2 separate regions of the Homo sapiens genome follow, and region 1 is linked to region 2. Evidence: chromatin contacts called from ENCODE Hi-C or POLR2A ChIA-PET data. All regions are on one chromosome and are shown on one strand. Each heading gives the region's core, a stretch centred on a gene start or an enhancer-like site at or near the end of the contact. The rest is flanking DNA. Distances are from core to core; before and after follow the strand shown.

Evidence for each region. A loop is a pair of places that touch in the nucleus more often than their neighbours do. ChIA-PET counts read pairs that join two places held with the same protein, here RNA polymerase II (POLR2A). Pooled maps may share reads with other maps.
Region 1: a loop to region 2 is called in a pooled map, with 2.3 times the contacts of the local background. The contact joins two enhancer-like sites. A Hi-C loop is called at or near these places in 1 of 168 maps with a recorded cell type or tissue (transverse colon) and 2 of 50 pooled maps. POLR2A ChIA-PET finds 5 or more read pairs at or near these places in 9 of 52 experiments (A673, AG04450, Caco-2 and 5 more).

Annotation. Positions count from the first base shown.
Region 1 is chr12:122,949,812-122,954,032 of GRCh38, forward strand. It overlaps ABCB9 (ATP binding cassette subfamily B member 9), which reads right to left. Exons shown (of 12, transcript NM_019625.4): 3 at 640-754; 4 at 1-107. Among named protein-coding and RNA genes, the nearest start is that of ABCB9, 15 kb to the right of the region's middle. Within about 2 kb of position 1,725, at least 5 of the 41 ENCODE cell types and tissues checked have a DNase peak (open chromatin) inside an H3K27ac peak, as active enhancers do.
Region 2 is chr12:122,811,065-122,815,456 of GRCh38, forward strand. It overlaps CCDC62 (coiled-coil domain containing 62), which reads left to right. Exons shown (of 13, transcript NM_201435.5): 11 at 2,206-2,355. Among named protein-coding and RNA genes, the nearest start is that of HIP1R, 22 kb to the right of the region's middle. RefSeq lists a silencer at 1,173-1,348 and an enhancer at 2,534-2,613. Within about 2 kb of position 2,412, at least 2 of the 41 ENCODE cell types and tissues checked have a DNase peak (open chromatin) inside an H3K27ac peak, as active enhancers do.

The DNA of each region.
Region 1 (4,221 bases), core at 475-2,974, 140 kb after region 2:
TTGTCTCCTGGGACACCAGTGAGCGGAAGAGACAGTTTCGAAGGCGAATGTTCAGTCTGGCAAATATGAGGGTAAAAATGCCGCCCCGAATACCTGCGGCAAATGAGCTAATTGCAGATAAGAGATATTATAGCACGATGTCCTTCCAGACCAGTGACCACACCCGGCTGCCCCCTCCCGCTGCCGGCAGGCCTGGGAGCCCCACCGCAGCCCCACTCCAGGGCTGGCATCCCTGCGGGGTCCCCCTCATTCCCAGTGGGAGCCCCCCTCAAGGTGAGGGCAAAGGGGACAGTTGTGGGACAAGAGACCCAAATGTGCCAGCCAGACCCTCTTCCTTCCAGAACAGCTCAGACAAAGCCGGTTCTGTTTGGGACCAGATTCCTACTTGGAAAACAGCCAGGGAGGGTGAGCAGGGAACCCTGAGGACTGAAGCCCTTTTCAGGGACCAGAGGGTGTGGTTCTAGGGTGCTCTAAGACAGTGTGGAAGCCGGTTCCCAGGGTGACCAGCTGAGGGACAGGCCCACCAGGGGCATTTCCAGGGCCTCCCTGGCCCCTGTCTTCCTTAGGAACAGGCCCTCCCTTCCCTCCCTGGTGCAGGTCGGGGTGTGCGGGGCAGGGCGTGGGGGTTGAGCCAGCTACCTGCCAATGGCCAGCAGGCACACGATGACGACAGCCGTGCTGAACTGATCCATGCTTTTCTGGATGACGATGCCATCAATGGCGCGGCCCGTGTAGTAGGGCAGGAAGGTCTCTCCTGGGGGAGGCAGGGCAGCCTCAGGGACGTCTGCAGCCAGGGGAACCCGCACCCTTCCTCCTGAGGCTCCAGAAGTCCACACACCAACCCCTCTGCCCACTCCACCGGTGGGCTTTCCTCCCTCGGCAAACTCTTGCTGCCCATCGTGGGGCCCCAGGGTGCTTAATGCCCCCCTCCTCAGAGAACAGGGGAGCACTGGGCCTTGCATCCACACAGCCTGCTGGTTCTTCTTTATTTATAGTGGCTACCAGGCATCGAGCCAGGGCTCCTGCAGGATGCTTCATTCTCTTGTTTTTTGAGACAGGGTCTCGCTGTGTCCCCCGGGCTGGAGTGCAGTGGTGTAATCATAGCTCACTGCAGCATCAAACTCCTGGGCTCAGGTGATCCTCCTGTCTCAGCCTCCTGAGTAGGGAATACAGGCATGTGCCACCATGCCAGGCTAATTTTTTTTTTTTTTTTTTTGTAGAGACAGGGGTCTCACTATGTGGCCCAAGCTGGTCTCAACCTCCTGGGTTGAAGCAATCCTCCTACCTTGGCCTCCCAAAGTACTGGGATTATAGGTATGAGCCACCGCTCCTGAACTTTGTTTCATTCCCTTTGGAGCAGGCCCTGGAATCACCCCCATTTTACAAATGAGAAAAATTAATTTGTTTTTCTTTTTCTAAAATATTTTCCTTTTTTTTTTTTTTTTTAACTTTTTGAGACAGGGTTTCACTCCTGTCGCCCAGGCTGGAGTGCAGCCTCAACCTCCTGGGCTCAGTGGATCTTCCCACCTCAGACTCCTGAGTAGCCGGGACTACAGGCACACGCCACCAGGCCTAGCTAATTTTTTGTATTTTTTTGTAGAGACGAGGTTTCGCTAGGTTGCCCAGGCTGGTCTCTAACTCCTGGGCTCAAGCGATCCACCCACCTCAGCTTCCCAAAGTGCTGGGGTTACAGGCCTGAGTCACAGCGTCCGGCTGAAAGTGAAGTTGAATGAGATGACTCGTCCAGGCCACATGGCAATCAGTGGCTGATTGACGCCAAAGTTGATTTCATTCTTCTCAATGGGTTCAGAGTCCAAATTCTGGAACCTCAGAAGACGTTGCTATTCTGGTTCCAAGCAATGCTGGAAATTGCCACCCCACCCCTCCTGGTGGGGCACTTGACACCTTGCTGGGTGCTTTCTTACCCGCTTGCCTTACTGTGTTTTCACAACAATCCTGGGGTGGAATGGGAGACTCACAGAGGCTGAGGAATTTACTCCAGGTCACACAGCAAGGGGAAAGGCTGGGACTCAAACCTAAACTGGCTTTCAACCTGGGGGCTCTTTCTTTTCCCTTCCTCCTGTGGTCTGAATGCATCTCCCAAAATTTACATATTGAAACATAATCGCCAATGTGATAGGGCAGAGCTCTCCAGGATGGGATGAGGGCCCTTTTCAAAGGGCTTGTAAGCCTGGTTTGCCATCTCTCGCCCTTCCACCTTCTGCAGCGTGAGGACACAGCAGTCTTCCCCTCCAGAGGACACAGCAAGGAGGGACCATCTTGGAAGCAGAGAGTGGCCCTCACGACACCAAACCTGCTGGCACCTTGATCTGGGACTTCCCAGCCTCTAGAACAGTACGAAATCAGTTTCTATGGTTTCTAAATGACCCAGTCTGTGGTATTTTGTTACAGCAGCAGAAATGAGACTCCCCCGACAATAATCCGGAATGTCCACTCTCCTCTTAAGGAAATAGTGGCATCACCAGGCCAGGCCAGGCCCTTGTTCATCCCAGGACCTGTTTCCACTGAAGTTCTTTCCATGAGCAGAGCCAGGTTTGGGGCTGGGCATACAGTAGGTGCTCAATAAAGGTCAGTGAATGAACCCCGGGCAGGTCTGGCTAGCACAGTCTGGCCTGGCTCAGACACTTGGGTAGTGAGACTTTCTGTGCAGTTCTGGTGCCCTCTGCTGGGACCATGAGGTGGCAGCCTAGAGGGCCTGTGTCCCCACAGTCCTTGGCCAGACGAGGTCTCCAGCTGAGGCTGCAGAGTTCCACCCAGCCTGAGTTTCTGCCTCAGTTTACCCACAGAAAAGAAGAGGGCAACGATGAGCTGTGACAGAATATTCTGGAATATCTGATTCCAGCAAGCACCAATGCTAATAATCGCCTTACTGGGTACCAGGGGCTGTGCAAAGCATGCCGGCAAACTCTCTTGCTGAATCTGCACAAGAATTACGTGAAACTCTCCAATGCACCAGCAAATACTCAGACCATTTCCAGAACCTGACCACTTTCACTGCCTCTACTGCCCCAACCCTGGTCCAAGTCATTAACCTCACTGGGACTATCTCAGTAGCCTGCTCTCAACTTTGCTCACATCAGCCTGTCCACACAGTAGAAGGCAGGATCCTGTTGGAACTAACTTCAGATCTTGTTGCTCCTTGGCTCAAAACAGTCCAAATCCCCCTTCTCATCCAGTGAGATGGTAAAAGCCAAAGTCTTTACAATAGCCCACAAGGACCTGCATGATTGAGCCGCTAGCAGAGACCTTTGTCTTCTCCCCGCCCCATCTCACTCCCTCTGCTCCAGCTAACTGGTGTCTGCTCTTGAACAACTGGGCACCTTCCTGCCTCAGGACCTTTGCATGGGCTAGTCCTTCTGCCTGGAGTGCTCTTACCACATACATTTTTTTTTTTTTTTGAGATGGAGTCTCAGTCTGTTACCCAGGCTGGAGTGCAGTGGCATGATCTCAGCTCACTGCAACCTCCACTTCCTGGGTTCAAGTGATTCTCATGCCTCAGCCTCCCAAGTAGCTGAGATTACAGGTGACCGCCATCACACCCGGCTAAATTTTATATATGTATATATATATTTTGAGATGGAGTCGCACTCCGTCGCCCAGGCTGGAGTGTATTGGCACGATTTCAGCTCGCTGTAACCTCTGCCACCTGGGTTCAAGTGATTGTCCTGCCTCAGCCTCCCGAGTAGCTGGGATTACAGACACCTGCCATTGCACCTGGCTAATTTTTGTATTTTTAGTAGAGATGGGGTTTCACCATGTTGGCCTGGCTGATCTTGAACTCCTGACCTCGTGATCCACCTGCCTTGGCCTCCCAAAGTGCTGGGATTACAGGCATGAGCCATCGCACCTGGCCTAAATTTTATATTTTTATTAGAGACAGGGTTTCACCATGTTGCCCAGGCTGGTCTTGAACTCTTGACCTCAAGTGATCTGCCCGCCTCGGCCTTCCAAAATGCTGGGATTACAGGTGTGAGCCACCACACCCAGCCACTTACCCCAGATATCTGCTCCCCTACCTTCTTAAGTCTCAAAGGCCACCCAGTAATCCTATAGGTTTGGTACAATTATTCCTTCCATTTGTGGAAATGTATTCTTTACACAAAAGAGGAAACTGAGGCTCAGAGAGATTAAGTCACTTGCCCAAGTTTATACATTTGGTTTGCCATGAAATCCATATTAAAGAATCTTAGGCTACAGAAG
Region 2 (4,392 bases), core at 1,162-3,661:
ATGTAAATGATGAGTTAATGGGTGCAGCACACCAACATGGCACATGTATACATATGTAACAAACCTGCACGTTATGCACATGTACCCTAGAACCTAAAGTATAATAATAAAAAATAAATAAATAAATAAAAAGAAATTAAGTTTCCTTTTTTTTTTTTTTTTTTCAGACGGAGTTTCACTCTTGTTGCCCAGGCTGGAGTGCAATGGCACGATCTCGGCTCACCGCAACCTCCGCCTCCCAGGTTCAAGCGATTCTCCTGCCTCAGCCTCCCTAGTAGCTGGGATTACAGGCATGTGCCACCACGCCCGGCTAATTTTGTATTTTTAGTAGAGACGGGGTTTCTCCATGTTGGTCAGGCTGGTCTCAAACTCCCAACCTCAGGTGATCTGCTCGCCTCAGCCTCCCAAAGTGCTGGGATTACAGGCGTGAGCCACCGTGCCCGGCTGAAATTAAGTTTTCTTAAAAAAAAAAAAAAATCAGGTGGTGGCTCATGCCTGTACTCGCAGCACTTTTGGAGGCTAAGGAAGGGGGATCACCTAAGGTCAGGAGATCGAGACCATCCTGACCAACATGGTGAAACCCCGTCTCTACGAAAAATACAAAAATTAGCTGGGCGTGGTGGCACATGCCTGTAGTCCCAGCTACTCGGGAGGCTGAAAGGCAGGAGAATTGCTTGAACCCGGGAGTTGGAGGTTGCAGTGAGCTGAGATCACGCCACTGCACTCCAGCCTGGCAACAGAGTGAGACTCCATCTGCAAAAAAAAAAAAAAAAAAAAAAAAAAAAAAAATTCAGTCTAGGCCCCTTTAAGAGCAATTGGCAGTGACTAATTTTCATGCCAAACTTCACATCCCAAAGTTGAAATTTAATAGGAATAAACGAAGGCACATACCCACATATTTTTCAAGGCTTATAAGCCTTTAATGTTGTCCTATTTTGCAAGTATTTTGACATGCTAAATACAGCATTGACAAGTTGGTTGAGGAGAGTTAACCAATGCCTAGGATTCTTTTATCGCATGGGTGTTACTTCATTAGCTGTAGTAAGTTCTGTTTAAGTCAAATTATTTAACTGAGTAGGTTCTAAGAAATAAAGGGGGCTGGGTGCAGTGGCTCACGCCTGTAATCCTAGCACTGTGGGAGTTCGAGGCGGATGGATCACTGGAGGTCAGAAGTTCAAGACCAGCCTGGCCAACATGGTGAAACCCTGTCTCTACTAAAAATACAAAATTAGCCAGGTGTGGTGGCGGGCAACTGTAGCCGCATCTACTCGGGAGGCTGAGGCAGGAGAATCACTTGAACCCGGGAGGTGGAGGTTGCAGTGAGCTGAGGTTACACTATTGCACTCCAGCCTAGGCAACAAGAGCAAAACTCCGTCTCAAAAAAAAAAAAAAGAGGCCGGGTGCGGTGGCTCACACTTGTAATCCCAGCACTTTGGGAGGCTGAGGCAGGCAGATCACGAGGTCAGGAGATTGAGACCATTCTGGCTAACGTGGTGAAACCCCGTCTCTACTAAAAAATACAAAAAAAAATTAGCCAGGCATGGTGGTGGGTGCCTGTAGTCCCAGCTACTTGGGAGGCTGAGGTGGGTGGAGCTTGAAGTGAGCCGAGATGATGCCACTGCACTCCAGCCTGGGTGACAGAGCGAGACTCCGTCTCAAAAAAAAAAAAAAAGAAAGAGAGAGAGAGGGAGGGAGAGAGAGAGAGAGAGAGAGAGAAAGAAAGAAAGAAAGAAAGAAAGAAAGAAAGAAAGAAAGAAAGAAAGAAAAGGAATGAATTTAGTTATTCTTATTCTACTATTTGATGTCCAGCTTTGCTTTGTAACACCTAAAGACAAAGAAATATTCACAGGTGATCGGGTGTAGTGGCTCACGCCTATAACCCCAGCACTTTGGGAGGCCGAGGCAGGAGGGTAACTTGAGGCCAGGAGTTCAAGACCAGCCTGGGCAACATAGTGAGATCCCACCTCTACCAAAAAAAAAATTGCTCGGTGTGGTTGCACACACCTATGGTCCCAGCTTTTCAGGAGGCTGAGGCAGGAGGATCACTCGAGCCCAGGAGCTTGAGGCAATCAGCTGTGATTGTGCCACTGCACTTCAGCCTGGGCGTCAGAGCAAGAGAAAGAAAAAAGAAAACAATATTCCTAGGTAGTTAGCATTTGTGTTTGTAAACCTAAGCATTTAAAGGTGCCTCTTAATTTCCTGTAGGCTTCAATTGTGTTACCCTCCCAGGATGATTTCTCGCCCACGAGCAAGCTCCAGCGTTTGCTGGCGGAATCTCGTCAGATGGTGACGGACCTGGAGCTGAGCACACTGCTGCCCATCAGCCATGAGAATCTCACTGGCAGTGCCACAAATGTATGCGTTTCATTTTCTCTTGACTATATTTGTCACATCCAAACACACCACTGAACACCAGTGTGCAAATATCACCGGCAGGGCGGCCTTTCTGTTAGAGGGAGAGTTTCTGTGTCTCTAGGGAGGAAAGGGAACATGCTTGTTTTAAGGAGGAAAAAGTTACACTTAGATGTCACTGGACCCAAACTTCCTCTTTCTAATGATCTGGGGCATATGAAGATAAATTCTTGGGGACTTTTTTCTTGGAGGGGGCGGGTACAGAGTTTTGCTCTTGTCGCCCAGGCTGAGGTGCAGTGGCACGATCTCAGCTCATTGCAACCTCCACCTCCCGGGTTCAAGTGATTCTCCTGCCTCAGCCTCCCAAGTAACTGGGACTAAAGGCCTACTCTACCATGCCCGGCTAATTTTTATATTTTTAGTAGAGACAGGGTTTCACCATGTTGGCCAGGCTGGTCTCAAACTCCTGATCTCCAGTGATCCACCCACCTTGGCCTCCCAAAGTGCTAGGATTACAGGCGTGAGCCACCACGGCCAGCTGGAAATGTTTTAAAAAACCAAATTTTATTATAGAAAGTTTCAAGGCCGGGCGTGGTGGCTCATGCCTGTAATCCCAGCACTTTGGGAGGCCGAGGCGGGTGGATTACCTGAGGTCAGGAGTTCAAGACCAGCCTGACTAACATGGAGAAACCCCGTCTCTACTAAAAATACAAAATTAGCCGGACATAGTGGCACATGCCTGTAATCCCAGCTACTCGGGAGGCTGAGACAGGAGAATTGCTTGAACCCCGGAGGTGGAGGTTATGGTAAGCCGAGATTGTGCCATTGCACTCCAGCCTTGGCAATGAGCAAAGCTCCACCTCAAAAAAAAAAAAAAAAAAAAAAGAGAGAGAGAAAGAAAGAAAGAAAATTTCAAATATGCACTGAAGTGGAAAGAATGGCACGGTCACTCACCTTTGACCACCATCGATTTTATCTTACCCCATCCATACACGTTTTCTTTGGAAGCATTTTAGCTCAGCATCATATCATGTCACTCATAAATATTTCATGATCATGATGTCTCTCTAACAGATATGGACTTTTAATTTTTTTTTTTTTTTTTTTGAGACTGAGTTTTGCTCTTGTTGCCCAGGCTGGGGTGCAATGGCACGATCTCAGCTCACTGCAATTCTCTGCCTCCTGGGTTCAAGCAATTCTCCTGTTTCAGCCTCCCAAGTAGCTGAGATTACAGGCACCTGCCACCATGCCTCACTAATTTTTGCATTTTTATTAGAGACGGGGTTTCACCATGTTGACCAGGCTGGTCTCGAACTCCTGACCTCAAGTGATCCACCTGCCTTGGCCTCCCAAAGTGTTGGGATTACAAGCATGAGCCACCCTGCCCGGCCTAATTTTAATTTTGTGTATTTATTTATTTTTGAGACAGCATCTTCCTCTGTTGCCCAGGCTGGAGTGCAGTAGCTATTCGCAGGCGTGATCACAGCTCACTGCAGCCTCAAATTCCTGGGCTCAAGCAATCCTCCCACCTCAGTCTCCCAAGTAGCTGGGACCACAGGCACGCACTGCCATGCCCACTCTGTTTGCCAGGCTGCTTGAACTCCCGGCCTCAAGTAATCCTCCTGCCTCAGCCTCCCAAAGTGTTGGGACTATCAGCATGAGCCACCATGCTCAGCTTATTTATTTGTTTTTTAGAGACAGTCTTGCTCTGTCACCCAGGCTGGAATGCAGGGCCAACTTGAACCTCCAACTCCCAGGCTCAAGTGATCTTCCCACCTCAGCCTCCTGAGTAGCTGGGATTACACGTACACGAAACCACACCCAGCTGATGTTTTTATTTTTTGTAGAAACAGGGTCCCACAATGTTGCCCAGGCTGGTCTCAAACTCTTGGGTTCAAGCAATCCTCCTGCCTCAGCCTCCCAAAGTGCTGGGATTATAGGCGTGAGCCGCTGTGCCTGGCCTGGCTTTTCTTAACAGTGTCTTTTAAAAAGCGAAATTTAAAATTTTGATTACTTCCAACTTAACAGGTTTTTTTTTTT